Linked DNA regions of Homo sapiens: regions 2, 3 and 4 are each linked to region 1. A link is an interaction called in ENCODE POLR2A ChIA-PET data of the cell type or tissue named here. Cell type or tissue: MCF 10A. All regions are shown on one strand. Links, peaks and the distances in the headings refer to the core of each region. The heading gives the core; the rest is flanking DNA.

Region 1 (8,077 bases), core at 2,416-6,415:
GTTCACATTGTGCTGAATTGGTTAGAATTTCAAATGGATTTGGCATTGTTCTGTATGGACATGGCTTCCTCTTAAAGTTCCTCAATTGATCCACAGGGATTAAAACCATTCAAACCATGGGTAACTTTGGGCTGGAGGGAATCAAATCTCTGTTCTTCTTGGGAGCTTCTTGGAGCTTCTCTGTAGACTGGCTTCCCTTGCTTTCTGGAAGCCTCTGCCCTCACTTCACTCTGTCTTGCCTATGATTTGGGCTGAGAATGGCACAGGGAAGCCTCCTCTTCACATGAATTTAAGCTCCAGAATCTACCACTTACTGGCCATGGAAGTATTGCCCGATGGCTGGACTACTCACCTACATGGAGTTGGGGGTAAGGGGTCAGCTGAATGCACACATCTTGATTCCACCCCCTCAGCTGGGCATGTGACGTAAGCATTATACACACCTCCAAATTGCTCCACCTTAGCTGAGAGCATGTCTTTCTTAACTTTGGAAACCCTAGAGCTGATAGTTGCATACTGGTCATTTAGTAATAACTCACTTAGTGAATAAATGAATGAATTTATTGACCCATGTGGTCTAGGACTAGAATGTAAACTTAATGAGAGCAGCAGTCATGTTTGTTTTTCCTCATTACAACCCCAGTGCCTAGCACAGTGTGTGGCACCCAGTAGACAGCTAATGAAAGTTATGGAATAAACAACCTGCAGGGCAGTCAGAGGATGGAGGTTGAGCACCTGGAATCAAGTCAGAGAGCAGGGTTGAATCCAGACCTCACCACTTTCTGGCTTTGTGACCCTGGGCAAGTTTCCTAAGGTCTCTATGCCTACTTTTTTCCCACCTGTAAACTGGGGATAATAAGAACACCAGATTAGAGAATAATTCCGGAAGATTTCACCAGAGAACACTTGTAAGGTACATAACCTATCGCATGGCACGTGGTAAGTGCCATAGAATTATTCACTATTATCACTTTCTTCTCCATAACCCAGCTTCCATGGCTGTAAACTTTTCTCTGTCTTGTTCACTGCTGTGTCTTCAGTATGCAGCACAGCACCTGGCATATAGTACATGCTCAGAAAATATTTGTTCAATGAGTGAATGGAATTCTGGAGACATACAAAATGAGGATGTTAAGGATTAGACCAAATAAAATCCACCATTCTAGAATTCTGTGGATTGAAATTCTAAGAGCTACTCAATGAATGTGTTGAGTTGAAAGTATTTCTTTGGTTAAATGGTAACTCTCCCCCTCCCCCATTTGTCTGAATGCCCAGATGTTGACGCACTGGGAGAATTTTGGGAGGGCACAAAACCTGTACAGGAGCCACTTCTTTCACTTTCGGGCAACTCTCCTGAGAGACCAAAATCTACCCTACAAAATCCTATATCAACCCTTTGCTTTGTCATTCCAGTTGCGATAGGCGGGAGAGAAATGTTCCGTTTTAATTCTGTGGAAGGTAAAGCAAAGCAATACCCTGGGATACTTGTAACAGTCCAAAACATTCCTGAAATAAAACATTGGTTCTCAAGAGTGCAGGAAATCTTCCATTTTCTTAACATGTGGGAAATCATTTAAAGGCAGCCATCTTGCCGCTTAATTTTGAACTTCCATTAGCCTTTAATAAGAAGATAATCAGTCACTGCAGATCTTGTCTTCCCTACCTCCATAGGAAATAGTCCTCCTGCCATTCAGAGAGAAAAACTATTTATTACATCTCAACTATGTACTTGTCAGACACCTTTCTATGCACTGGGGATGGGAATGTGAAAGTAAAGCTAATTCTTTTTTCGAAGACCCTCAGAATCACACAAAAGCCAAGGTCATGTGTAATGTGTGGCAGATGCTGTTGGTACCCTGCCCGCCTCTCCTAGGTACTCACTGTTCCTATAAATAAATGCCAGTGACATCTACTGTGAGCACCTGCGGCTCTCCGCCTAAGAACTTTCTTTGGTTGTTGGAGTGTGCTCAGCCTGTGTGTGGGGCAGGCTGGAGGTGCCAGAGAGTTAATGCCCCAGGGACAGCCCCTAATCAGTGATGGAAGTGAGCTGGTGGCTCAAAATCCCAGTTTCTTTGCCCTTTGAGTGGGATAATTCACCATGTTCTTCACAGCCTTCAACCTGAACTGCCTATTCTAGAACGTCGTGCCTATTAAGTCACCTTGGATGGTTTCCTTTCTTTTTCACATCTCAATTTCCTATTCCCCTACTGTTCCTTTTATGGCTCCCAAATAAATGACTTTCACTCAAATTTGTCTTCATGCCTGCCTCTGAGAGAACCCTACATAAGACAATCAGTATGGCTCTTCCTACTCAAGGGACGAAAATCTCAGCTCAAGGTTGCTTGAATAAAAGGATTGCTTGAATCATGCTGTGATTCACAGGAAAGCCCGGGGGACATATTGGCTTCAGGTATGGCTAGATTGAAGCACTTAATCGTGTGAACACTGAGTTTCTCTCTAATTCTGAGGTTTTCTTTCTGTTGTATTTGTTTCTTTCTCAAGTTCTATTCTGTGGTCCTAGGAAGTTTCAGTCTCTTCCTTTGGTTCAAAGGAATTGCCTGAGAATTAGCTTCACATTTTGTCAAAGTCTTTTCCAATAGCTCACATAGCAATTCTGAGTTTTGCTCTAATTTTGATTTCCTATCTATTCATTCCTTATGAATGGATTTTCCTTTATGTCCTTTAGCATACCTATAACAGCTACTATAAAATCTTTGCTAATTTGAACATATGAGTTATCTTCAGATAAGTCTCTATTCTTATTTTTTTATGTTGAGTCTTTGTCATATTTTCCTGCAATTTTGCATTATATCCAGAATATTGTGACCAATACAGTAATTCTTGATTCCGTTGTTTTCCTGTGAAGACTGTTGATTTTTTGAGCAAGTGACTAAAGTGGCTGAACTCAAATTGAAAAGATCTTGCGTTCAGTTACTAAAGGTAAAAGAAAAAAAAATGAAAAGGTTTGTGTTTCCTGGAGTGGGAAATAGCTCAAATTTCAGTTCAATTCTGTGGCAACCCTAGCTGGGCTACTTGTAGTCTGCCTACACATATGTGGTTTAGGGACCAGCTAGACATTTGAAAAGTTTATACATAAAATTTGGGGCTCCCTGTCTCTGATGTCTCTCTGCATTTGTAATTTCCCTGCTCCATTCCAGTGGCTATGGTTTCCCAGAGCCTGGTCCTCTGGTTCTTCAAGTGGGTGAGATGACTGATTTTTAGTTGGAGTTTTAGTTGTCCCTCTTTTGCAGACTGAAACCTCCTCTCAGGTGAAAATCTGTCCAAGCATCAACTCCCCTCCCATATCTGTCTGCCTTTCTTCATTGTCCTGTGCTTTCAGGTCGTTGTTTTTAAAATTTTGTCCAGAGTTTATAGCTGTTGTATGTGAGAGGACTCGCCTCCCAGAGGCTTACTTGGCCATAAAAGAAGCATAAGGCCTAGTCTCAAGATTCATTCTGATTGGACCAGCTTAGGTCACATGACTATACCTGGACCAATCACTGTAATCAGAGTAATGATATATACCAATTGGTGAGGGCTTCATTCTTGAGGCCAAGGGACGGGCCACACCAGGTCATGTGAACTGGAAATTGGGAAGGTAAACATCCACAAAAGCTAATAACGTTGAAAGAAAAGAGAATGGATACTGGTCAAGAGACTACAAAGTGCTCTGGATGTGTTTGCAGATGTTCAGCATATATTAGCATTTGTCCAGTGATGGACGTCTGACCACTGCTCTCGTAGGGTCTGAGAGAAGACATCTCAGAAGAGGGATCACTCAAGTAGGGCCTGGAAGCTCAGATCAGGAGCTGTCAGTCAAGGATCGAGGACAAAGCATGCAGTCTAGGAAAAAGCATGATATTTTCTACCTCAACCTGTCAGATTCCTTTTAAACATGGCTTTACAGCTCACACTCATGAATCTTCTTTCCACGTTTTTGCTTCACCTAAGACCATGATATTTGAAAAAAATAGAAAAGAAAGGAATAAATAAACCTCTGAGGCAGGATGAGTCAGAATGACTTCATTGTCTCTCCTCTCAGTTCCATATATTGAAAAGAGGATGAACAACACCCTTTGCATTTCCAGATGTGGAATATTTTGCTGTATCAATTTGTGTTCTCTCCTCTGTGATGACAACTCTTATGATTTATGATAAACAAATTACAACTTAATGTACCAGGTAGGATTATCTGATCCCGATTACTGCTGTGAGTAATAGTGCTCCCAGTCACAGACATCTGAACAGACGTGCATGTACTTTTCTCCCACGTGGTAGTCTGGGCGATAGCTCAAGGCTGGCATGTGGGCACTAGTTGACCAAGCACCCAGGGACCTGATTTCTTCATTCGGGTTTCCCTGCCAGGTGTGGCTTCTATTCTCAGGAACAGTACATGGTCCAAGATGGCAGCTCCAGCTCTAGCCTCAGCCCCAGACGTGTTGCCCCCCAAGCAACCAGAATGAAAGAAGGTATGAAGTCAAAAAGGCTCAAAGCATCAGGTTTCTTTTCAAGGAACATTCCAAGAAGCTGTCACACCTCACTTCCACTTACACCCTATTAACTCTGTTAAATTAAATAAGTAGGAGGTCATTAGCCTGAGGCTTTCTCTGTACTTTGAGTTCTTCCATAAAGCTCTGCAACCTAACTTAGTATATAAACAAACTGAAACCTAATTTAGGAGTGTAGATTTTTTGTAACAGATACCCAGATCTCAGCCAATCACCAGCTGCCAAGTTTCAGCCAATCAGAAACTGCTGAGCTTCAGCCAATCAGAAGTAGCCAACAGGTCAGACCATGTCCAAATAAGGCAAATGCCTAGGTGTAATCAATCAAGTTAATTTTCTACTTTATTTATATCTTCTGTCTATAAACACTTGCTCTCCACCTTGCTGAGTTGAGCCCTCAGAATGTCTTCAGGTTCTGAGTGCTGCCTGATTCTTGAATTGTTCTTTGTCCAAATAACCTCTGTTAAATTAACTTTGTCTACAGGTTTTTTTTTTTAATGCCTTCAAAGCCAGGGAGAGCTGCAGCATGTTTTTTGGATGACTTCAATATTAAAAAAGATTCCTGAATACTGCGTAGTACTGTTGGCGCTATTGCTTCCACCACTATGACTACTACTGGGATAATGATTGTTGTGCTAGATACACCTCTAAGCACTTAACACGTTGAATCCTCTTAACAGCTCCAGCATGTAGATACTATTATTGTTATTCCAAGTTACAGAGGAGGAAATGGGAGCAGGGAGAGGATAGGTAACTTGCCCACAGCCATGCAGCTGGTAAGTGTCAAAGAAAGGATTCAAACCCAAATAGTCTTGTTTTAGAGAGTACACTCTAAAACACTACTTGCTATAATTACTGCAAACACTATCTGATTGGAAATTCCTTTGATTTATTTAGGAGTTTTGATCCAGTAGTTTTTTTCCCCCACAGGTCTTTTAATTTAATTAATATAAAGTATATTATGAGTATTTTCAAATACACACGAAGTATAGGAGAAAGTGTAAGAAACTTCCATTTATTTACCCATTACCCAGCTTTAACATGCGTGGTAAATCTCATTTCATCTCTATGTCACCTTATACTAGTTTATTTTCTTTTGGATTATTTTGAGGCCTAGACCTTGTATCATTTTTATCATAATACTTTAGTATGTGTCTCTAAAAGCGAAAGACTCCATATTAAAACACAAATATAATACCAGTATCTTGCCTACAAATAATAAGCAATAATTCTTTTAATATTATCAAATATCTAGTCAACGTTCAAATTTTCCTGATTATCTCATAAACTTTTCTTGAGCTACTTTTTAAAATAAAGATTCAATGAAGGCCCATACTTTGTTTCTTCCATCTGTTGTTAGTCTGTAACTTTCCTAACATCCTGTGTGTGTGTGTGTGTGTGTGTGTGTGTGTGTGTGTGTGTGTACATTTATTTCATGTTCTGATGAAAACTTCGTGTCTTATAATGGATCCTTCTTCAAAAGTTTGGGGGAAAAAAACCTGCTCTAGAGAATTTGAACACTGCTTTTTTTTTTTTTTCCATAGCCAATTGGATTACTTCCCCCTTGCAAACTTCTCTGACTCAGATGTCATGAAAATCCTGGCCCAGGAGTCCTGTCTGACTCACAGGGACCAGGAAATTCTACCCCTCTCTAGGGGACAAGGAGGGATTTGTGTGATTTTAGGGAGCAGATGATGCTGTGGAAAATACTACAGGCCTCAACTCTTCCCCTAGTTATAAAGTCTGCTGACTCCAAAGTGTGCCCCATCTGCTCTTCCTTTGATTCTAGGGGCAGACATAATTACATAAAGTAGGACATTGATCTTTTTGCATTTTTAAAGCCAGAGTCATGTCTGGGAAAGCCAAGTCTGCCGTATCTGTAATAACCACCTTAAAAATGCAGGAAGGAGAAGGGACGTGCATGGAGTTGAAAAGTGTCGAATGCAAAGCAAGTCAGTAATTATGGCACAGAGTGAGGGCAGTAAATGTGCCTGATTATGCAAATCCAGGTGGAATGTGGATGCCAGTGGTGTTCTCATCTCCAGTTAAGAGGGTGGCTGTCAGCACGAGAGTCCTGGACTGAGGGAGTAGGAGAGAGGGGCCAGGCCAGAAGGGGCAGGAGCCCCGGAAGCTGGATGTGGTCCTGGGTGGGCACAGCCTCAAGCAGTGAGGGCCCTGCATCCAGGGACAGCTAGGTATGGAGGGTGTGCAGGGGCCCCCAGATGGAAATAAAGCCCCACCAGCATCTGGCAGGCCACCCAGGTGAGTAGACTGGGGCCCCAGGTAGGAGGCACCTGAGGCTGGGAAGATGCTTCCCAAATTGTGATCTGCCTGTCCGTGGTGGCTCATGAAATGAGTTAGACAGCAAGAAAAATCTTGCTATCTGATGGTTATGGGTGTATTTGAATGTTATTTCACTGAAACACAGGGGACTGGTGATGGGTGTGAGCTCTGCAGCTTGAATGCCTGGGCTTGAATCCTGACTCTGCCATGGACTTTTCAGCTGCGTGACTCAGCCCTGCTGTGCCTCAGTTTCCTCACCTATTATTATATGCATATGCATATAATAATAGACCTACCTCCAAGAGCTGTGGGGAGAAATCAATAATGAGCTAGGAAAGTGTCTGAAATGTAGCAAGAAGTCGATAGATACCAGTGGTTATTGTTGTTGTTCAGAGAGGTAGTTGAGAATTTAGACTCTGGAGTTGGACAATAGCGAGTCAGGTCTCACCTCCCTGGTTTTCTAGCTGTGAGGCCTTGGATAACCTCTTTGTGCCTCATTGTCATCATCTGTAAAATGGTGACAATAATAATATCTTCCTCATAGGGCTGTGGTAAAGATTAGACAAGCGACCGTATGGAAAGCCCTTAGAGCTATGGATGGCCCATGGTAAGTGCTCAGTCAATATGCACAGCCATCATTAGTATTACTAGTTCTTAGTAGCAGGCTACATTATACAAATGATCCAACTTTTATAGTCCATTTGAAAAAAAAACATGTTAAGTAATCGTAGAGGTATTATCCAGGAGTGGCAGAGAAACTGTTCTTATGGTAGGCTAGCCCTGAAGTTTGGGACATAGAAAAGCAGGCACATTTGAAGACCTAGCTGGTAGTTCATATCAAGGATGTAGGTAAAACATTTGTCTATGAAAGCACCATGTCTCAGTTATCTAGAGCCACATAATAAACAACCACAAACTAGTGGTTCAAAACAACAAACATTTCATTATCTTTCATGGTTCTGTGGGGTAACTGGGCTCCGCTGGGCAGTTCTTCTGGCTGCTTATTTTCAGCTGGTGCTGCAACCAGAGAAAGGGAGGAGCTAAGAAGACACCCAGGGTTGTAGCCAGAGTAACTGGAATGGTGACATTTCCGTTTGCTGAAATGGGGTAGACTGTGAGAAGAATAATTTTGGGGCCTGAGGTTGAACAAGAGTTCAGCTTTGTTAAGATCATGTTTGAGGAGTCCAGTGGGCAGTTGGATATACAAGTAGAGATCTCAGGAAGAAGTTGGGGTAGGACTGAAATATTTTAGAACGCTCAGCATAGAATGAGTATGTAAAGGCTTCAGT
Region 2 (8,077 bases), core at 67-4,066, 130 kb before region 1:
AACACTTGGGAGACCAAGATGGGTGGATCACTTGAGGTCAGGAGTTTGAGACCAGCCTGGCCAACATGGTGAAATCCCACCTCTATTAAAAATATAAAAAGTAGCTGGGCTTGGTGGTGTGCACCTGTAATCCCAGCTACTAGGGAGGCTGAGGCAGGAGAATCACTTGAATCCAGGAGGCAGAGATTGCAGTGAGCCAAGATTGCGCCATTGCACTCCAGCTTGGGTGACAGAACGGGACTCTCTCACAAAAAAAAAAAAAAAAAAAAAAGAGACAGAGAGAGTGGGGACGTAGAGATACAGGGAAGAAGTTCATGTGAAGGAGGAGACAGAGATCAGAGTGATGCTTCTGGCAGCCACCAGCAGCTGGAAAGACCCTCCCTGGAGCCTTTGGAGGAGTGTGGCCCTGCTGGCACCTTGATTTTGGACTTCTGGCCTCCGGAACTATGAGAGAGTCAATTACTGCTGTTCTGAGTCACCCAGTTCATGGTTATTGTTATAACTGCTCTAGGAAATGGATATGCCCATCAATGAGTTGGGGCGGCGGGGGGGGCGGGGGGTCACTCCTCTTCTCCCAGGGTGAATGAGTGATGGTGACAGTGGAAAGAGATGTCCCCACGGTGACACCAGAGCAGGAATCTCAGCCCAGGCCCCAAATCAGAGATTCTGATTTAATGGTTCAGTGATAGATCCAGGCCTGGGTATTTTTTTTTTTAAAAACAAGTTTATTGAGGTATAATTTGCATACCATAAAATTCACCCATCTTAAGTGTACCATTGAATGATTTTTAAATGTCCCAAGTTGTGCAACCATTACTGTCATCTGGTTTTGGAACATTTTCAGCATCCCAGTTCCATCCCTTACGGGCATGGGTGGTTTTCAAAGCTGCCTAGGTGGCTCCAGCCTGCGCCAGGGCTGAGAACTCCCGCTCCCTGGGGAGTCCTGGGGGAAAAGGAGAGTGGTATAAGGTTTCCCCAGAGGTGCTCAGGACTAGTTGACCCTGAAATAAATGTGTAGGTAACTTCAAAACATGCCAGTAGGCATCCACAGAAGCAGTTTTGGTTGCGGTGGTGGGGAGAGGGTGGGAGGCCGGCTGCCGAGGTGCATGAAAGCCCATCTGGGCTGTGGACAGTGTCTGGGGAGGGGGTGACGAGGGAGGTGCTGGTCCCATTTCCACCTGGCTGGAGAGAGCACTGTGTCCACTCCCCAGTGCATACATCCTATCTGCCCTGGAAGTTAGGGTGGGGGGATGGGAGATGGGAACTGGGGTTGCTAGCAGGGAGTCAGTGGGTGTGAGGAGGCCCAGCCTGGCCCCTGCATGGCCCAGAGTCAGGTATGTGAGGCTCACTGTTCCAGAGGAGTGAAGCACCACCCCCAAGAACACATAGTAAGGCTAACACAGGGGAGAAGAGGACCCAGGGCTTTGACTCTTTTATTTATTTATTTATTTTTGAGATGGAGTCTTGCTCTGTCGCCCAGGGTGGAGTGCAGGGGTGTGATCTCGGCTCCCTGCAACCTCCGACTTCCTGGTTCAAGCAATTCTGCCTCAGCCTCCCAAGTAGCTGGGATTACAGGCACACGCCACCACGCCCAGCTAATTTTTGTATTTTTAGTAGAGATGGGGTTTCGCCATGTTGGCCAGGCTGGTCTCAAACTCCTGACCTCAAGTGATCTGCCCACCTCGGCCTCCCAAAGTACTGGGGTTACAGGCGTGAGCCACCGCCCCCGGCCTCTACTCTTGTTCCACCTTGGCGCAGCTCCCTGAGCCCTGTACAACCCTGGACAGAGGCTGGGGCCAGCTTGGTCCTGATCAGCACCCAGGGCCGGTCTCTGCTGGGCTCCTGCTGGAGCATTTCCTTGCCTGCCTTCCAGCAAGACCTTGCCTTGCCACGTGAGTCTGACCTGAGCAGTGTCTTCTGTCCGTCACAGCCTGGTCCTCTGCCAGGACTTGATGGAATCGCTGCCCACTTGGCACCCAGGTCTGTCCTCACCCTGCGATGGCTCTTGGGTGACTCATCAATTTGTGCTTATATCCGGTCGTCTGTGGCTCTGGCAGGTCCTGGTACCCACAAGGGCTGGGCTGCCAACCAGGCTTGCAGCAGAGGCCTCTGGGGTGAGCCTGGCTTATCCTAGTCGGTTCCCCTTCACCTCAGAGCGAGTGATTTATGAGTATCACAGCTACTGCTGATTGAATATTCACTGCACATATATGGGACGTCAGCTCTGAGTAGCAGATCCTTGTCGGTAAACGGACTCCCAGATCTCCCCCAGCCTTGGATCCTTTCAGGACCACTGCGTGGATCACATGTGAGTGTGAATGTAGAACAGAAGGATAAGGCATTTTCTTCTTCATTAATCATATTCCATGCTAGCAACCTTCCAGAAGTTTCCCCTGTGGCTAAGGAATATGTAACAGGTACTGGCTGTTTGCAGCTGCATTCACTCAGGGTCATAAGGCATCACACGCCTGGCTATTGGAGTTCTCAGCCGGTGGTGTCTGTTTAGGCGATTAGTGAATTAAGGGCTTGTTTCTTTGACTTCAACAAGGGACCACATCCCAGTGGGCAACTAACAGACACTATTTGGGATGGATGGCCACAGGCTCTCTGTGTCAGCGGTGAAGACCCCCAAACAGGCATTGTTCTTGGGTTATCCACAGGCTGAGTTCTGACCCTGCAGTGTCACTGCAGAGCAGGGAGCCAGCCTCCCCGGGAGGACAGGCTGACAGGGAAGACACCTGAGCTGCTTTGTAGGGGAGCTGCTGTCCTGGTAGAGAAGGGGCTGCTTTGTGTTTTGTGTTTTTTTTTTTTTTGTTGTTGTTGTTTTTTTTTTTTTTTTTTTTTTTTTTTGAGTCTTGCTTTGTCGCCCGGGCTGGAGTGCAGTGGTGCGATCTCGGCTGACTGCAACCTCCGCCTCCTGGGTTCAAGTGATTCTCCTGCCTCAGCCTCCTGAGTAGCTGGGATTACAGGCGCCTGCCACCACGCCCAGCTAATTTTTTGTATTTTTAGTAGAGATGGGGTTTCACCCCGTTGGCCAGGCTGGTCTCAAACTCCTGACCTCGTGATTTGCCCACCTCGGCCTCCCAAAGTGCTGGGATTACAGGTATGAGCCACTGTGCCCAGCCTGCTTTGTGTTTTGGAGGCTGCCTGCATGGGTTCCAGGAGGGTGTTTTGATCAAGGTGACTTGAGGGTGCAGCAGCCTTGGACATCTTTGGTGACATGTTCATTTATCCACTCATTTGAAAAATCTGTTTAAAGTTGCCACCAAGTCACAGTAACTGTATCAAGACCCCAAGGCCCAAAAAGGTGACTTTCGTGACCCCTTGCTCCCAGGGGGCCTAGAGTCTAGTGAGCAAAAAAGATACAAGTGAGCTCCACAGAGTTTGTGACAGAAAGTCTTGTATTTTCCACCACCTACCTCCTTTTTCCCTTTGATTGGTTTGGGTGGTCACGTACCCAGCTCAAGATCACTGAAGCCAGTGGTCCTCGAAGTGTTGTCCCTGGACTGGCAGCATCTGCATCACCGGGGAACTTGTTAGAAATGCCAAATCTTGGGCCCCATCCCAGTCCCACTGAATCGGAAACTCTGTGGGTGGGGCCCAGCCATCCCTGCTTTAACTAGCACCGCTTACCCTGCGCCAGTCATATGCGTGGGCACTTGACTGCTTCTTGCCAATGAGATGTCAGGAAGTATTTGCTGGGTTTTGGGGAAGTCACTTTCTTCCTGTTAAAAAGGCCAGAATCTTGGAAGGAGGGGGCCTGCCTCATGCCCCCTTCCTGCTGCTCTATGTGTGGTCCTGAGCGCACATATGCATGGCATTGAAGAGTCAACGTATGGCCAGGAAGGGCAATGTCACTGTCACCAATCGGCTGAGCCTGACTGAGCAGAAAAGACCAGCCCAGGGAGTTCTTATTAACAAGACAGCAAATGCTTTCATAACATTGCTACTTGTAGCCAAGAGCACCCCCAACTGATCCAAGTTCATGAGGTTGATAATGATGTAGGTATGACCAGAACATCTCCCTGGCTTATTATGATGTTGCATAAGTCCTTTTCTTGCTCTGTATCTTTGTGACATCTGTAGTTCAAAAACCTTGGCCAGACCAACTTACACCCTTTACGATGGCTACTGTCAAAAACCAGAAAATCACAAGTGTTGGTGAGGCTATGGGGAAATTAGAACTCTTGTACACTGTTGGTGGGAACGTAAAACCTTTGGGTGCAGCCACTGTGGAAAACAATATGGCAGTTCCTCAAAAAATTGAACATAGAATCACCATATGATCCAGCCATCCCGCTTCTAGGTATGTACCCCGAAGAACTGAAAAACAGGGACTTGAAGAGAGATTTGTCTCCCATGCTCATAGCAGCGTTATTCACAATAGCCAAAAGGTGAAAGCAACTCAAGTGTCTATAAATGAATGTTTAAGATGGTAAATTTTATGTTTGTATATTGTATCATAACTCAACATTTTTTTCCATGTCCATAGAAATGAAATAATAAACTTCTTTAAAATTAAACTTTTTTTTTTTTTTAAGAAACATGGCTGGGCCTGGTGGCTCACACCTGTAATCCCAGCACTTTGGGAGGAGGCCAAGGCCGGTGGATCACTTGAGCTCAGGAGTTTGAGCATGGGCAACATGGCAAAACCCTGTCTCTGCCAAAAGCAAAACAAAACCATAGGTTAACTGGGTATGGGTGCACGTGCCTGTAGTTCCAGCCACTTGGGAGGCTGAGCTGGGAGGATCGCTTGAGCCCAGGAGGTCAAGGCTGCAGTGAGCCATGATTGTGCCACTGTGCTCCAGCCTGGGCGACAGAGTGAGACCCTGTCTCAAAAGATAAACAAGTAAATAAAAATAAAAAAAGAAAAAAGAAACATACATACACGACTCTTAAAATCCACACCCTTTCCCTCATTTATGTCTGCAGGGCGATGGTCACTGTTGTTCTTGCCTCTCCTCTGAGTTCCGGTCTCATTTATCCAACAGACATCTTGACATCTCCACCTGGATGTTTTGAAGGCAACTCAAGCCAGTGTGCCTGGGTCTGAACTCCTGACCTTCCTTCCCAAACCTGCTCCTCCTGCTGTGTTTGCCTTTGGAGTGACTGCCACTTCTATCCATTATAAGTCAGAAATCACCTCCTCCTCAATCTCCTTCCCTGGCTTAATCCATTTCAAATTCCTTGTGATTGTCCTTCCTAAATACCTGCCAAGGGCGGCCACCCCTCCAGTCACCTCTGACAACTGCAGTGGTACCCGACCCAGCTCCCTGTGCAGACCAGGGCACCGCCCACATCCACGTTTCACGACAGGAGCCAGAGTGAGCTTTTCCAACTGCAGATCTGATTGATTTCATTCTAGTTTCACTGTCAGCAATCAATGCCATATGAAAATATTTCACAGAAAAATCCAACCCCTCCCATTATAAATTGCCATGCAGGCTTCTTCTGGGTTGATTTCTCATCTAGTTATAAGGGCCAAGCTGTCTTCTGGGTCTCTTTGGACTGAGTCTCTCAGGTTTGGGGTCTGACCTTGAGGGTGGGTGGGACAGATGTCACTGATGGTTGATGCCTTAGTTTGGGTTGTCCCAGGTGCAGATTCCGAGACAAGAATTTGAGAGCAAGTAGTTTATTTGAGAGGTGACCTCAGGAAGCTCTGGCAGGGCTTTAGGAAGCGCAACAGGAAAGGGAGGAGGCCAATTCAGGGCGTAGTATTCAGCCAGCTGGTGCAGAGGACAGCTGGAGTTCAGTCCCATGGAGAAATCACACACAATAGAGGAATCCCAGGAGCGAGGGACAGGCGGTATTTATACACCAACTCCTATGAGTTATTACTTGGGGGTTGTTGGAGGTGAGTGTTAATCCCCTGGCACCTCCCACCTGCCACAGGTGTGGGTAGAGTGGACTGCTGAGGTCATGGACAAAAGCCTGCAGGCAAAAAGAAGAAGATATTGGCAGTTAGAAGTGGCTCTGAGCCTGCTGGAGGGTTCCAGGGCTATGTGGAGGGCACGAACAGCATCTGCTCCCCTGGGGATGATGACAGGTGACACTGGGTGACTCAGATCTTCTTGCCATAACATGGAGACACATGGTTAGAAAGCCAGTCCATTGTCTCAAGGAGAAGAGTCCCAGTTTGGTGCTAATAATCTTAACACCTTTCCAACACTGTTCATCTCCATCTGGAACCAAGAAAGAGCCAGCCTTGGGCCTAGTGTCTTTGGTAGGCCGTCGTATGTACCTACCTGCAATTGATGATGTTGCTTTGGTTTCTACTTAATGTTTTCCAATAAACTTAAGCATATAAAGTTTGCTGTTGAAATAAATTTATATAGTTAAAAAATAAATTGATCTTTAAAGTGTTCAATGCCATCCCAGGCTGCCCTCCATGAGACAGGTGGCAGGCAATGCCTAAATCAAGGGGACATAGTGCACGCTCTGCCATGGGCATCTCAGGCCTCTGCCCTCTGGGTTCCAGCCCCTCTCTAACCTGGTTCTCACTTCTCCCTGTCCACTCTATCCACCAAAGCCGCCTTCTCGCTCCCACTAAGTACGTTCTTGGCTCTGGCTTTGTTCCCACCCCACCCCTCTTCCCTCCTTTCTTTTCAATGTCCTGCTCATGCTCGGAGGCCTGACTCCAACACCACCCCCCCCACCCCACCTGAGTCCCCGACCACCCCCTGCAACACACTCCCAGTGGGAGCTGAGGGCTTCCTGCTGGGGCCACCCCCACTCCAGGATTATTTCATGCTGGTGCTCTGCTATTGACTGTTGACAGGTGGGTCCCCCACCAGCCCCGGTGCTTTGTGGGAACAGAGTCCTGGCCCTCTCTGAGCCTGGCCTGGTGCTGTCTCAGAAGAGCCCATGGTCTGTGCTGAGCCAGTGCAAGAGCAGAGTGGACCGCAGCTTCCTCCTCCACGGCACTCCCGAAGCCCCTCGGGTGACTCCGGCCAACCAGGTGTTCCAGCAGAGAGAAGGAGGATTATGGGTGTGACTGTGGCCCTTGTCCTTCCACGGCTCAGGCCGCACTGTGGGAGCTGGTCGCCTTTTAGCCTTTTAGCACTGGTCCATCCGTTTCTTTCCATTGCCCCGTGGAGTCTGTGGCCTTTTCTCCGGGTTCTGACTGAGACCAGAGTCCAGCCTGCCTGGGGGCAGTTGTACACTGCCTTGAGTGCCTGGTGACAGGGTGACAGCACTGCCAGCGTCTCTGGGTTGGGTTTGGGGAGGCACCAGAGGCCTGAGCAGACGGCTGGGGTTGGTTATGGCTGCTGGGAAGGGCACAAAGCCAGGAGTGGGTGGGGCAGGGAGACCATGAGGAGCCTGTGCAGCCCGTTTTGTCTCAGCAGAGGGGCGAGTCCCAGTAGCTTCCCCGGGCCAGGGCGTCAGCTGAGTCCTGGCAGTGCAGGCAGCCCCCAAGCTGGGCATCTGGGCAGCAGGGAGGGGGGGGAGCTTCAGGGAGGACGCGGTGGGTAGCACGTGTCTCAGGGGACACGTGTGCGTGTGAGAGGGTGACAGTGTGTGTATATGTGCGCCTATGAATGTGTATGTGACTGTGTGCGTGAGAGTGAGGGTGTATGTGAGTCTGTACATGTGTGAATGTGTGTATGTGTGTATGTGAGTGTATGAGCCTGTGTGTATGTATGCATGTGTGTGTGAATGTATGTGTGAGTGTAGGTGTGTTGGGGCCTGTGTGCGTGTATGTGTGCGTGAATGTGTGTAAGTGTAGGTGTATGTGAACCTGTGTATGTGTGTGAGCCTGTATATGTGAGCATGAGCCTGTGTGTATGTGTGTGTGTGTATGAGTCTGTGTGTGTATGTGTGAGACTGTATGAGTGTGTGAGCCTGTGTGTAAGAATGTATGTATGTGTGTGTGAGAGTGTGTATGTTGGGCGTGAGAGTGTGCGCATGTGTGGGAGACAGAGTGTCTGGAGGAGGCAGACAGTGGGATATGGGAGCAGAGAGAGCAAGGCGACCTCCAAGGAGAAACGGTGTCTGGGCGACCCTGAGAGCCTGAGATGTGGCCTGGGGGTTACCATGGACGGAAGGGAAGTAGGGGGGTCAGGACGACTCACGCTCT
Region 3 (8,077 bases), core at 1,871-5,870, 120 kb before region 1:
GAAGCAGGAAATTTTACCCGACCCCTTCACAGGTGGGACCTGGAGTATCGGAAGCTGGAGCTACCCGGCCACTTCGGTGCCAGCAGGGCAAACTCCACTCACTGTTGTGCTCAACCCCTTGTGGGAGGGAGCATGTAGATGAGCGGGTTCAGGAGCTGCGGCGAGTGCCTTTGGGCGCTGGCAGGAGCAAACTCTGTGCTGGCCCCACAGCAGCGTCTAAGGGAGGGGGGTACCTGCAAACCCGGAAACCCCAGAGGACGGGCGTCACAGTGCTCTTTTAGCTTTGCTGTCCGCGGATGGCTTAAGTGTTAAACAGCTCAGTGGGCCCTCTGCCTTTTTGCATGAGGTTGTTTCTCTCCACCAGCGAGAGCAGACGGTCAGTGTGACAGCCTTTAGTGTCCACACCTGTGGCACCTGAGCTCTTATTTTGCATCCAGGAAAAATCAGGTCGCATGAACGAATTGGACGGTGGTGAATATGGAGGATTTTATTGCCGATGAAAGGGGAGATGGAAAAGGGATAGAGCGGGAAGATAATCTTTCCCCGCTGGGGAACATTCTCTTCATCCTCTTCGAAGCAACACTGTCAAGCCGTCCCTCTGAAGTCAAGCTGCTTCTCTCCAACGTCCAGCTACTTCTCCTCTTCTCTGCTGGAGAAGCCTGGGGTTTTTATGGCACAGGATGGGGGGTGGGGCGTGTCATGTGTGGTTTTGGAAAGGCAACATTCAAGTCAGAAAACAGGAATCCGTGTTCTCACTTCGGGCCATGGTTCCAGGTTTGAGGGTAGGACCCTTGCTGGGGACCGCCCTCTTCTGCCCAGAGTTTCTCTGCCTCCTGTCCCTATCACAGGTCCCCTGGCATTGAGAGAGAAATCACTCCTTCAAGTGTGGGATGTACTCCTTGTCTTCAGTACAATTGGCCATCTTGGCCCATGTGTCCCTTCCGGGACCACTGACAATCACCAGGAGATTGCTGAATGTAGTAACTGTAGACTAATTGGGATGACCCTGAAGCTGAGGACCACGTCAGCATCCCCTGAACCAAGGGGCTGCATGGGGAACAGGTAGACACCAGGACAAAGTCAGGCTTCTGTCAGGAGGAGGAACGTGAAGAAGGATATTGGTTAGGCAGCCGTCTGAGCAGGGCTTTGGTGGAGTGGTGTGCTTTTAGACTAGCAGAGATGACAACAATTACTTTTTGCGTGCTACTCACTGAAATTAGAGCTTTCAATGCAGAGTAGAATCTTCTCTGTGCAACTCCCTTAACTCACTCCCCTGATGCTTCCAAGCCCTCCGTTCCTCTGTAAGTAGAGGGACAAGCCCACAGCTTGGGGCTATCTGCCACTCTCTGAAATGCCCATCGTGTTCTCTGCCTGCTGAAATTCAGGGGTTTGTTTCCAAACCTGTTTACTCTGGATATACCTGGCATTGCAATTGCAAAACTTAGTAAACATAGCAAACGGATAATTAGGAGGGGAAAAAGAAAGGGAGTTGCTGTTTTTATGAACACCAAGTTGAATTGTCTGGAAAGATCTCTTAAGGGCAAAAAGCTGAAAAAGAGATCAGAAAAATATTGAGAACTGCCCAGTAATTGCCCAATATAATAGTCATTGCTGCAGGCAGGGCACCATGGCTCATGCCTGTAATCCCAGAACTTTGGGAGGCTGAGGCCAGAGGATCACTTGAGCCCAGGAATTCAAGACCAGCTTGGGCAATGTAGGGAGATTCTGTCTCTACTTAAAAAAAAAAAAAAAATTAGCTGGGTGTGGTATGCACAACCGTAGTCCCAACTACTTGGGAGGCTGAGATGGGAAGATTTCTTGAGCCTGGGGATTCGAGGCTGCAGTGAGCTATGAATGTGCCACTATACTCCAGCCTGGGTGGGAGAGCCTGTAATCTCAGCACTTTGGGAGGCTGAGGGGAGCAGATCACTTGAGAGGTCAGGAGTTTGAGACCAGCCTTGCCAACATGGTGAAACCCCAACTCTACTAATAATCCAAAAAAAATTAGCCAGATATGGTGGCACCCACCTGTAGCTCCAGCTACTTAGGAGGCTGAGGCATGAGAATCGCATGAACCTAGGAGGCAGAGGTTGCAGTGAGCCGAGATCGTGCCACTGCACTCCAGCCTGGGCAACAAAGAGACTCTGTCTCAAAAAAAAAAAAAAGGGTTGAAAGAAATAGTCATTGCTGCATGTGACTACTGAGCACATTAAATGTGGCTGATGTGACTGGACGTGGTGGCTCACACCTGCAATCTCAGTACTTTGGGAGGCCGAGATGAGAGAATAGCTTGAGGCCAAGAGTTTGAGACCAGCCTGGTCAACATAGCAGGACCCCCATCTCTAATTTTATTTAATTTTATTTATTTATTTATTTTGAGACTGAGTTTCTCTCTTGTTGCCCAGGCTGGAGAGCAATGGCATGATAGCGGCTCACCACAACCTCCGCCTCCGGGTTCAAGTGATTCTCCTGCCTCAGCCTCCCAAGTAGCTGGGATTACAGGCATGTGCCACCACACCCAGCTAATTTTTTGTATTTTTATTTTTTTTTTAGTAGAGACAGGGTTTCTCCATGTTGGTCAGGCTGCTCTCGAATTCACAACCTCAGGTGATCAGCCTGCCTCAGCCTCCCAAAGTGCTGGGATTACAGGCTTGAGCCACCGCGCCCGGCCTCCATCTCTAACTTAAAAAATATTTTTTAAAAATGTGGCTGATGTGACTGAGAAGTTGAATTTTTAATTTTGTTCAATTTTAATTAATTTAAATGATTAAAAACTGATATGTGATTCAGTTATTGGAAAGCTTTTAAATATGTTTGGGGATAGTTGTTTATGTGAATCTACTTTTTCAGCTGTCAAATTTCTAAAATCGAAATAGAAGTCAAGTATATCTGATAAACATGGAGGTGCACTGGAAGGGTAAAACTCACACCAGAGTTTGAAGACTTAGAATGAAAAATGTAAATGACCTTCATTTTTACATTTATTGTATGTTGAAATAATATTTTAGGTATGTTGGGTTAAATAAAATATATCATTGAAATTAATTTATTCTGTTTCTTTTTAGTTTTTTTTTCCTAATGCGGTTACTGAAACATTTTAAATTATGTTTGTGATTCACATTCTATTTCTACTGGACAATGCTGGTGTGGAAGGATCCTGCACCCGGATTGCGTGGCAAGTGTTTTCATACCCTCATTCCACTTCAAAGAAGCCAAAACTGAACATTGTAGAATTATATAAAGAACAAAGACAATGGGAGAATCCAACAGCAGGCCCACATTATGAAGAAAGTCATTAGCCCTGGCATGAAAATATTCGTCAATTATAGGAGAGTTGCATGTTTTCTTTTAACTGTATAAAGCTGTGAGTGTAAACGGGTTTTTTTTTTTTTTGGATTCCCCACCCACTTTAGCATATTTAGCTTTCTTAATGAGCCCGCTGCTGGTCCCAGCTGTGCTGGGTTTTCTGGACAGTTTCTCCTGGTTTTATGGCAGCCCTTGGAGGTCAGGGCAGTTATGACGATTCTCACTCTGGAGCTGGGGAAACAGGCTCAGGGAGGGCGCGCGACAGGCTGAGGGTCCCACAGGCAGTGAGCAGAGAAATAAGGAGCGGCCAGCGGGGGTGCCAGCCTCTGTGCCCTGGGATTCTCTTCTGCATTTTGTGTTCATCGCCTGGCCCTGGTGGCTGTACCTTCCTTCCCCTCCATGGGCCACAGCTCTGGCTCTCATAAGAGGATGGCCCTGGGGCTCCTGGATCTGCCTTGCCTCAACAGAGAGCTGGTTGTGTCTGGAGTGCAGGTGTCCGGAAGCCCAGCTCCCTGCCCTGAGGCAGGACAAGGAGTGGCTGTGACTCACACCCTGGGCTGGATTCCCCTGCAGGGTGGGCTGAAGCCTGCCTCCCTCCCTAAGGGGCTTGGCTTAAGGCCGCACCCTGGCCCGGCTTCCTGCTCTTCCTGATCCCCTCTCCCTACCCCTTTCTCGTCTTCTCTGGTGCAGATCCTAGATCCAGTCCTTGCATGAAGGTCCTCCTCTCAGGATCTGCTTCAACGGTACCTGACATAAAATAGGTGCATGGGACGGTGGGAGAGGAGCATTCAGAAACACGCTGGGGCTCCATACTGCATGCTTTTCAGACACTGGGGCGCTGGGAATGCACCCCTTGTTGCAAACCTCACCTTCAATTCCTGCCCCATGTAAAGCCTTAGGGAACCCCCACTCAGCGGACCCCTTCCCAGATGGGTCCAGTCCAGCATCCCCTCTGCCCTCGGAGGTTCCCAGCACTCTTGGGGGAAGAATAGTCTGAGAGATGCTGTCCTGCTTGGAGAGTAGCCCAGCCTCTGCCGGTGGTTTCTCGAAGCCCTGCTCTTTGTCTTGGGCCAAAGTGTCTCCTCCTGCTAATTCCCTCCTAGAAATCTCCTTTCGAATGTCCCTCTTTCATGTTAGGGTGGTGACTGGTGGCTTTCATAGAGATTTCCACACTCTCTTTAGAACAAATTGGTTCCAACACTTCTAACTGTGGGAATGCAGCCAAAATTCTGAGAGCCCTGGAAAAGTCTGGTTCACTGGATTCACTGTCTCAGAAGAGGACTTTTTCCTGGAAAGAGGCATCTGGAGCAATATTGGTATCAGGGCTGTCACTGAGGCCCCTTTTCTGTCAAGAGCACCATCAGTGGGCAGTGGTCAGTGGTGTGGGCCTGGTGCTGGCCAGGGGTCCTGGAAGTGGCTCCGCTGTCCTGCAGCCATGGGCCCAGGGAGCATTGATTCTGCCCAGCCCGGCTCTGTTCATCTGTGAGCTGAATCCCAATAGCATCGTTGAGCTCAGTGAGGATTAAGCAAGTTCATGCACCCGGAGAGCTCAGAACTGCAGTCCCCGGCCCGCAGTAAGTGCTGTGTGTGTCAGCCCATCGTCGTCCGCTGGTGCCGGTCAGGGTCACAGATGAGCCTTGTCAAAATGCAGCCCGGGATCAGGGCTTTGGGCTTAGGAAGTGAGATTTCTGTAGGAGCGCTTTGAGATTTAGCCTGTAATGAGCAGCTTTGCTTCTAATCGCTCTTGAGAGACAAGCCATCAAACATTGGTTATCCCTAAACTGAGAGCAGAAAGGGCTGAGGGGAGGAACAATGGCCCTGGCTCCCCCTGCCATGCACCCACTCTGCCAGCTGATGACAGACGCAGACGGATGGAGGACGTTCCAAAGTCGAGGCTCAGGGCTGCTGCCTTTTCTCCTTCTGCTTCTTAATTTAAAAAAATTTATCCTAGAGTCTCCGTTACTATAGATTCCCTGACAGTCTGCTGTGGGCTAATCTTCAGGATAAAGCATCACCTTTTTTGAGTGTTTTTCTCCTTCAGGTTTTTCTCTTTTATCTTGAAACCAGGAAGAAACCTATGCTCTCATTCAATGCTGGAAAATGCATCCCTTGCTCATTTTTAAACCTTTTCATCTTCCCTTCATTTTCTGCCTAAATGTCTCAATTGTGTTTATCTTTCTCTTTCAGGGATGGCAGATGCTTAAGTACATGCAGGCTGTGAAGTGAGTTGTAAATAAGATATTGTTATTAGGACTATCCCTGATAAGAAAGGCATGTCCTCTGCACCTCTAATCCTGGGCCACTGCTATGCATCCCCACTTAGATGACCGACTGCAGTCGCTCAGAGCAATTGTAGAGGATGGCAAGGAATCAACCTATTTGGATGAAGACGTTTTGTGGGCGGGCAGAGAAGAAAACTCTTGAGAGAAGGAAGCATTGCCAGGGGCATGGGAGCCTACAACTGCTGGTGCCTCAGTCCCATCTTTGACCAATTCATTCAACAAACATTTATCAAGGAATGTCTTTGTGCCAGACCCCATCCTAGGCATGGGGCATGCAAGAAGGACAGGTCCCTGTACCCATGGAACCCCCGTGCAGGAAGCAAAACAGGAAATGAACAATTAAACAAATACACAGTGTAATTTCAGATCATACTAAATGGTGGAAAATAAAGTGTGTTGATGTGATAGCAAGGGACTGGGGACTAGGGAGCGTCCGGGATTGCTGTCTGTTAGGAGATCATATTTGAGTTGAGACTCGAATGCAGAGAAGGAATCTACTGAGCGAAAACTAGTGGAAGAAGCACTTCTGTTCAACATAGCAGTGGAACTCCTAGTCAGAGCAATTAGGCAAGAACAATAAATAAAAGGCATCCAAATTGGAAAGGAAGAAGTAAAATTATCTCTGTACTCAAGTGACATGATCTTATATGCAGAAAACCCTAAAGATTCTACAAATCCCCCTGTTAGAACTAATAAGTGGATTTGACAAGTTGCAGGATATAAAATCAATGTGCAAAAATCAGTGAATATGAACAATTCAGAAAGAAAATTAAGAAAACAATTCAATTTACTATAGCATCAAAAAGAATAAAAGACAGGAATAAATTTGAAGAGGCAGAAGATTTGTACCAAAAACTATAAAAAACTATAAAAATTGCTGAAAAATTAAAGCAGACACAAATAAATGCAGACACCAGATGATGCTCATGAATCAGAGGACTTAATACTGGTAAAATGCCCTTACCTTCCAAAGCGATCTATAGATTCAATGCAACCCCTATCAAAATTCTAATTTTTTTGTGGAAATAGAAAAATTTATACTAAAATTCATATGGAACCTCAAGGCACCTCAAATAGCCAAAACAATCTTGAAAAAGAAGAATGGTTAGAGACATCACACTTCCTGATTTCAAAACTTACTGCAAAGCTACAGTAATCAAAACAGTATCATACTGACATAAAGATAGGTGTGTAGACCAAGGGAACAGTACAGACAGCCCAGAATTAAACCCTCACATGTAGGGCAGATGATCTTCGACAAAGATGCTAAGACCGCTCAATGGAGAAAGAACAGTCCCTTCAACAAATGGTGTTGCAAAAACTGTATATCTACATACAAAAGAACCTTTTATCATATATAAAAATTAACTCAAAATGGATAAAAAACCTAAACACAAACCTAAAACTGTAAAACTCCTAGAATAAAACATAAGAGAGAAGCTTCATGACATTGGATTTGGCAACGATTTATTGAATGTGAAACTAAAAGTGTAGACAGCAAAAGAAAAAATAGATACATTGGACTACAGCAATATTAAACACTTTGCATCTAAAGACACAGCAGAGTGAAAGGTAACCTATGAAATGGGAGAAAATGTTTGAAATATATATAAGGGGCTAATATCCAGGATATTAAAAACAAACTCCTACAACTCAACAACAAAAAAAGAAATAACCCTATTATAAAATGAGCAAAGGACTTGAATAAAGATTTCTCCAAAGAAGATATACAGATGGCCCATAAACACAAGAAAAGATGCTCAGCACCACTAATCATTAGAAAAATGCAAACCCAAACCACAATGAGATACCATCTCATGCTCATTAGGATGTCTACTATCAAGAAAACAGAAACTAACAAGTGTTGGTGTCGGTGTGGAAAAACTGGAACCCTTGTGCACTATTGATGGAAATGTCAATTGTATACCCCTATGGCTATACCCTATGGAATTATACCATAGGGGTATACCATGGGGGTATAATTGTATACCATAGGGGTTACCATGGGGGTATAATTGTATACTATAGGGGTATACCATGGGGGTATAATTGTATACCCATATGGAAAACAGTATGGCTGTTCCTCGGAACATTAAACATATAATTACCATGTGGTCCAGCGATTCCTTTCTGGGTATATACCCCAAAAAATTGAAAGCAAGGACTTGAAGAGGTATCTGTACACACAGGCTCATAGCAGTATTATTTACAATGTCCAAAAGACGGAAGCAATCCACGTGTCCATTGACAGATGAATAGATAAAGAAAATGTGGTATATCCCTACGATGGAATATTACTCAGCCTTAGAAAGGAAGGAGATTCTGACACATGCTGCAACACGGATGAAGCTTGAGGACTTTATGCTGAACGAAATAAGCCAGTCACAAAAGGACAAATACGGTATGATTCCACTTATAGGAGGTACCTAGAGTAGTCAGATTATAAAGACAAGGTGGAATGGTGACCGCCAAGGGCTGAGGGGAAGGAG
Region 4 (5,450 bases), core at 755-4,754, 140 kb before region 1:
CCCCATAACCTCTGTTAGCCACGCCAATCAAGTTAGAGCCTAAATAAATCAGAAAAACCTTGCACTTGCTTTTCCAAGTCAGGTGCTGGCCCTACCTTTGGCATCACTGATAAGGCTGAACAGCTCCCACCTTCTTTGCCCTGGGACAGAATGTCAGGCTTCACCATCATAGACCGAAAAATAATGGAGACCCCTCTCCTTCCGCCTCATCTCTGCAGAAGGACATATATATCATTTAGAATTTTCTAGTAGTGGCATTAGAAAGTAAAAAGAAACAGGTGAGGGCCGGGCACAGTGGCTCACGCCTGTAATCCCAGCAGTATGGAAGGCCGAGGTGGGCGGATCACTTGAGTTCAGGAGTTCCAGACCAGCATGGGCAACATGGTGAAACTCCATCTTTACAAGAAATACAAAAATTAGGCTGGGCATAGTGGCATGTGCCTGTGGTCCCAGCTACTCGGGAGGCTCATGTGGGAGGATCACTTTGAGCCTGGGAGGTGAAGGCTGCAGTGAGCCATGATTGTTCCACTGTACTCCAGCCTGGGTGACAGTCAGACCCTGTCTGAAAAAAGCAGGTGAAATTAATTTTAATATTAATAATATAGTTTACTTAACCTAGTATATCCAAAATCGATCTCTTCAACATGTAATCAATATAAAATTAATGAGATATTTTTACATTATTTTTTCTTACTAAGTTTTGTAATCTGGTGTACATTCTAAACTTACAGCACATCTCAATTGGGACCAGCCACATGTGGCTCAGGGGTCCCATGCTGGACAGTGCAACTCTGGCAGGTTCTGCGGTCAATGGCTGTTTCCACCGGGTCATTTCATGTAATCCTCCTGACAATCTTTCAAGCAAACTGATGCTCAGAGAGATAAAGGGTCTTGCCTATAGTCAAAAACTTGGCCAGTGGGATTTCAACCCTTTTGATGCTGTCCCTGGTTTGGGGACATGTACCCCACTGCAGAAGCAATTTTCTTACTGAATCCTCAGGGCCCCTTGGTGGTGCTTCTGGGGCCTGGGGTGGTGGAGGGAGGCCCAGGAATGGGATCTGCCTCCCTCCTACTTTTTATGTTGGGTTCTGGAGAATATTTCAGGGGTGGGGAAATTTCCACGGCAAAAAAAGTCTAAAAAAAACCCCACTGCATTACCACACTGTGCCCTTAGGTCCTCGAGTTCCTGAACATGGCTCTCCCATACCCATAAGGATCCTGCCCACAATGTTTCACTCCATCCTTCTCTGCTCGTCAGGTAACCCCAGTCAGAGAGGGGATGCTTACAATCCCTTCTTCTGGGGCTGTGGGCCTGGCGGACACGTGGCATTTGCTTATCTTTTTGGATATGTTGTTTCCATTGTTGCTGGACATTACCAAACATGGTAACGTCTATGTTGGCCCCTTATCCTTCCTTAAGTAGACGGGGACAGATCTTGTGTGTGCATGCATGTGTACCTGTGTGTCCGAGCATGTATGTGTGTGTTCATTGTAGGCAGGTGCTATGGGTCATGCGTTTTAGTCTGGACTTACTGGCTCAGACACCCATGAGGTCAGAGGGTCTGCAAAGCTCCTCTGGCCGTGTTTCTTCCCCATAATTCCCAGCAAACTCCCTGGTCCTCTGGGTTCAAGGCCTCAGCCTGTTTTCCAGGTCCTTCCAGGCCGGTGGGGACCGCAGGCCCCGTTACGGAGCTTGGAGCTCAGTGTCTGCCTGGGATACATGAGGGGCCCCGAGGGCTCACATGTCCCCCAGCCTGGGAAGTCACTCAGCCGGGCCTCGGTGGGGCTCAGCAGAATCCTGGGCACCCCCACGGCCTCCTGATACTCCAGCCCCTGCCGCCTCCACCCACACGGAGACAGCTTTTCTCCTCCCACATCCCTCATCCCCCATGACATCTCTTGGTATGATCCTGACCATCCTAGCTGGACAATCAAGCTTTTCAAGCTCCTCATGCCGCCCCATTCTCCCCAGCATTGTTGATTTAACCTCAGGGGGACCTTTCTCTTGACGCCTCCATGCCTCGTTTCTTCCCTCTGCAGATTCTTTGGCAGCCCTTTTGTGCAGAACAGCCATCCGGTTCTATCTCCCTTGCAAGGCCGGAGTTGCTGTTTTATTCCCTTGACTCATATATAACAATAAAAAAAATCATTCTTGCTATGTGTTTCTTTATCTCCATCAAGTGGTTGAAACTCAATCTGATTGTCCGAGCACTTCTGGCTGGATTTGGGTTGGAGTCGATGGGATTTTATGAGGGTTGTAAAAGTCAAGCTTTTAACATGTCTCAAACAAATTGGCGTGTAAAGGAGAAACGTTAGAAGAAGGAACATGGCTGCAGACGGGAGGCTTGGGAATGCTAGCCGTAGTACTGGGGCACAGGTGGCTTTAATAATGCACACAAGTTTGGCTGTAAGTTGCTTCTACAAGAGCAGAAGAGGCTGCAGAACCACTCTCAGGAGGTTGAGATCAAACTTCTCGGCTCCTGAGTGCACACAGTTTTGCATGGCTTTTAAAATACAGATTCCAGGATCATCCATAACAATATAAACCTGTGGTTAATTCTGCTGAATTTTCATTTAGACCCAAGCTGTGTTGTCAGTAGAAATGCAATTGCGTTAGAGAAAAACTGTTTATATTTCTTGAGATACTGTGATAATGAAAAACAGTACCATAAACCCCCATTAAGTAAGAAGAACATTAATTGTATTTCATGCTGCCTCCCTGGGCCAGCACGCTGACACAGACATGCTTTACTTCAGCAAAACACGGCTAATCTTTGCAGCACGGTACCCATTTTCCCCTTTAATTATACATAATTGTATAGTCTAATTTATTCTAACGCCTGACGCCGAAAAGTGCACATTTATGAATCAAGGGTTAGTTTGGGAGGGAGGAGAATTATAAACGGGTATAATTGCAGTCTCCTGGGGGCTGCTTATGAGTGATTTCAAAGAATGATGATGTTTATTCTGAATTCTTACCAGTGAAAGACAGTAGGGCTGCCTCCAGTTAAGATACTGTTCTAAGAACGCAGATAACAGGACAATTTGTCTAGTTGCTTACCACACTAGTGGTTTTCCTTTGGATAAGCAGGCAAGAAAGATTAAAGATGTGGGTTCCACATATTTTGTGATGTGATGAAATCCAGGCACACAGACAGCATCAGCAAATGTGCAATTGAATATTAAAATGAGTAATGTGGCCCCAGGCAGCACAGCTGCAGATCTCTGTGGACAAGGGAGAGTGCTTGGAACTCTGTTGGATGATAGTTTTCTCAGGGGGAAAAGCAGGATCCATTTGACCATTAGTGCAATTCACTTTAGGGCTCTCTCTGGAACAGTGCATCTAGTTTTGCAATCGTATTTCAGAAAAATCACCTTTAAGCTTTGATCATAATTAATTAATCAATTATGATGAATGTTGATGGTGATTTAGTAAAAGTGGAATGATGACTTAGGGCCCCCCCAGGGCTGAGGTTTCTAACGAACCTAGGCTCTGCCTCCACTGTCTGGCCCCTCCTTGGCTGATCTTCCCGGGCCTCAGTTTCATCTTAAGAATGAGGATAATATCGAGGACATTGCTGGCTGTCATGTGGATTAAGTGAGATTGATAAAGGTAAAACGCACACACAACGCCTGGCTGGAAGGTACACAATGAGTGTTCACTAAATCAGAATTGGAAACATGCTGTCTTGTGCTCCTGAGAGAGATACTCCTTCATGGTCTGCAAAGCCAGACTTTGAAATCCAGGGCAGTTGAGGCAATGATGCCAAAGGAAACCAGATCACGCCACTCTTCAGCCTAAAATCTCCTCCTCTTAGATGGAGACGCGATCCTGCTCCTGCCTGGCACTCCAACATCTTTCGCTGCTGTCTTGCTTCCATTTTTATTATGACAATTTCACATGGAAAAGTTGAAAGAATAGTACAGTGGACACACTTATACTCTCCACCTAGAATCAACAGTTGCTAATATTTTGCCATGTGTGCTTTATAAGTTGCAGAAACATTTGAGAGGTGGTTGCAGACATGATGACACATTACCCCTCAGGACTTGGGCAGGCATCTCCTAAGAATCAGTTGTTTTCCCAGGTGACCTCCCTATTATTATCACACCAAAGGAAAGGAACAGTAATTCCGTAATCACTCCCTTGCTCACAGAGACACAAAGGTATCTTTCACTTTGTTCCTCAAGCCTTTTCCTGCCTCAGGGCCTTTGCACTTTCTGTGGCCTCTCCCTGGCATCTCTCTCCCCAGATTGTGCTCCAAAAACTCTTTCTCATTACTTGGGTTTCAGCATAATGTCACCCCTTGGGAGAGTTTGTCCCTGTCTGTTTCACCTAAAAATGCTTCCCAATCACTCTATCCTCCCTCCCCATTTTAGCGTCTTCCTATGACATACCACTATCTGAAATTCTGGTTTTATTTTCTGTCTGTGACTGCGGTCTATGTCCCCCTCCCCACTCCCCACCCACACTACCTGCAGGAGAGCAGGGGCCGTGGCCATTTGTTCACTGTTGTAGCTGCAGTGCCCAGAACACTGTCTTGCATGGAGTAGACACTCGACAGATATTTGTTAAATGAAGGAATGAATATCCCATATGTGATGTTTTCAAACAGAAGAGGTGGTAAAATGGAGGGACTGGACCCTAGTTTTTAGAGATAAATCCACACAGCTTCAATCCCAGTGCTACCACGCACCAACTGTGTGTTACTGTGGGCCTGTGTTCCTTAAACTCACCTGCCAAATAGGGACAATGACAATCATCTCTCCACCTTCTAGGACTGTTGCGAGTTATTAATGAGCTTATATACCAAGAGCGTAGAACAGAATCTGGCATCTAACGCCAACCTTTCATAAGCACTTACGATTAATGTTGAATAGGCTGGCCAGAGGCCCATGATTTTAAGCACCACTGGCTGTTCACAGGCTCACACAGAAACTGTCTCCAAGCACAATGCCCCTGGGAGAACTTCTTGGAAGTGCTGATGCTGCCCTGTGTGAGACCAGCTAGGTCAACATTTGCCTGGAAAAAGCTCTGGTTGTTTACAGCAGGCATCTGGGCTGATGAGTCAGGGCCTGTGGTTAGACATTTTGATTCTCACCCCTGAGACCAGCCCTTGGAAGCTCACACAGGAGCCGAGGCAGGGAACCTGGAGAGAAGAGGACAAACAGAGACTTCCCTCTGCTAAATGAGAGTGAATCCGCTGGCAAAGGTCTGACTCTGCGGATTCCCTCCCACTCCACTCTGGTAGGTAGACTCTGTTGTGAATTTTACCTTATTACTGGCCTGTACTTTTTTTTTCTTTTTGGCAAGGTCTTGCTCTGTTGCCCGGGCTGGAGTGTAGTGGTGCAATCATGGCTCACTGCAGCCTCGACCTTCTGGGCTCAGATGATCCTCTCACGTCAGCCTCCTGAGTTTCTGGGACCACAGGTGCATGCCACCACGCCTG

What was found. ChIA-PET counts read pairs that join two places held together with the same protein. Peaks named below come from ENCODE experiments on the same cell type or tissue, not always from the same donor. Only the 100,000 strongest peaks of a DNase experiment are listed, where the experiment ranks them.
Region 2: POLR2A ChIA-PET joins it to region 1 with 14 read pairs; 3 of 35 experiments call an interaction of 5 or more read pairs at or near these places.
Region 3: POLR2A ChIA-PET joins it to region 1 with 15 read pairs; 2 of 35 experiments call an interaction of 5 or more read pairs at or near these places.
Region 4: POLR2A ChIA-PET joins it to region 1 with 23 read pairs; 2 of 35 experiments call an interaction of 5 or more read pairs at or near these places.

Annotation. Positions count from the first base shown.
Region 1 is chr20:47,923,427-47,931,503 of GRCh38, forward strand. No RefSeq gene overlaps it. Among named protein-coding and RNA genes, the nearest start is that of LINC01523, 56 kb to the right of the region's middle. In MCF 10A, for the core only: no CTCF peak of the experiment used is centred there; DNase peaks (open chromatin) are centred at 4,295, 4,695 and 6,115.
Region 2 is chr20:47,793,525-47,801,601 of GRCh38, forward strand. LOC124904921 (a long non-coding RNA gene) reads right to left here and starts at 3,725. Exons shown (of 3, transcript XR_007067619.1): 1 at 3,634-3,725; 2 at 3,420-3,516. It overlaps LOC107985401 (a long non-coding RNA gene), which reads left to right. Exons shown (of 2, transcript XR_001754648.3): 2 at 4,933-6,347. RefSeq lists an enhancer at 6,703-7,322. In MCF 10A, for the core only: no CTCF peak of the experiment used is centred there; DNase peaks (open chromatin) are centred at 887 and 1,957.
Region 3 is chr20:47,806,012-47,814,088 of GRCh38, forward strand. No RefSeq gene overlaps it. Among named protein-coding and RNA genes, the nearest start is that of SULF2, 25 kb to the left of the region's middle. RefSeq lists enhancers at 3,013-3,594, 3,595-4,175. In MCF 10A, for the core only: no CTCF peak of the experiment used is centred there; DNase peaks (open chromatin) are centred at 3,830 and 4,520.
Region 4 is chr20:47,787,205-47,792,654 of GRCh38, forward strand. LOC124904921 (a long non-coding RNA gene) reads right to left here. Exons shown (of 3, transcript XR_007067619.1): 3 at 136-212. LOC107985401 (a long non-coding RNA gene) reads left to right here and starts at 4,931. Exons shown (of 2, transcript XR_001754648.3): 1 at 4,931-5,248. In MCF 10A, for the core only: no CTCF peak of the experiment used is centred there; DNase peaks (open chromatin) are centred at 3,187 and 4,097.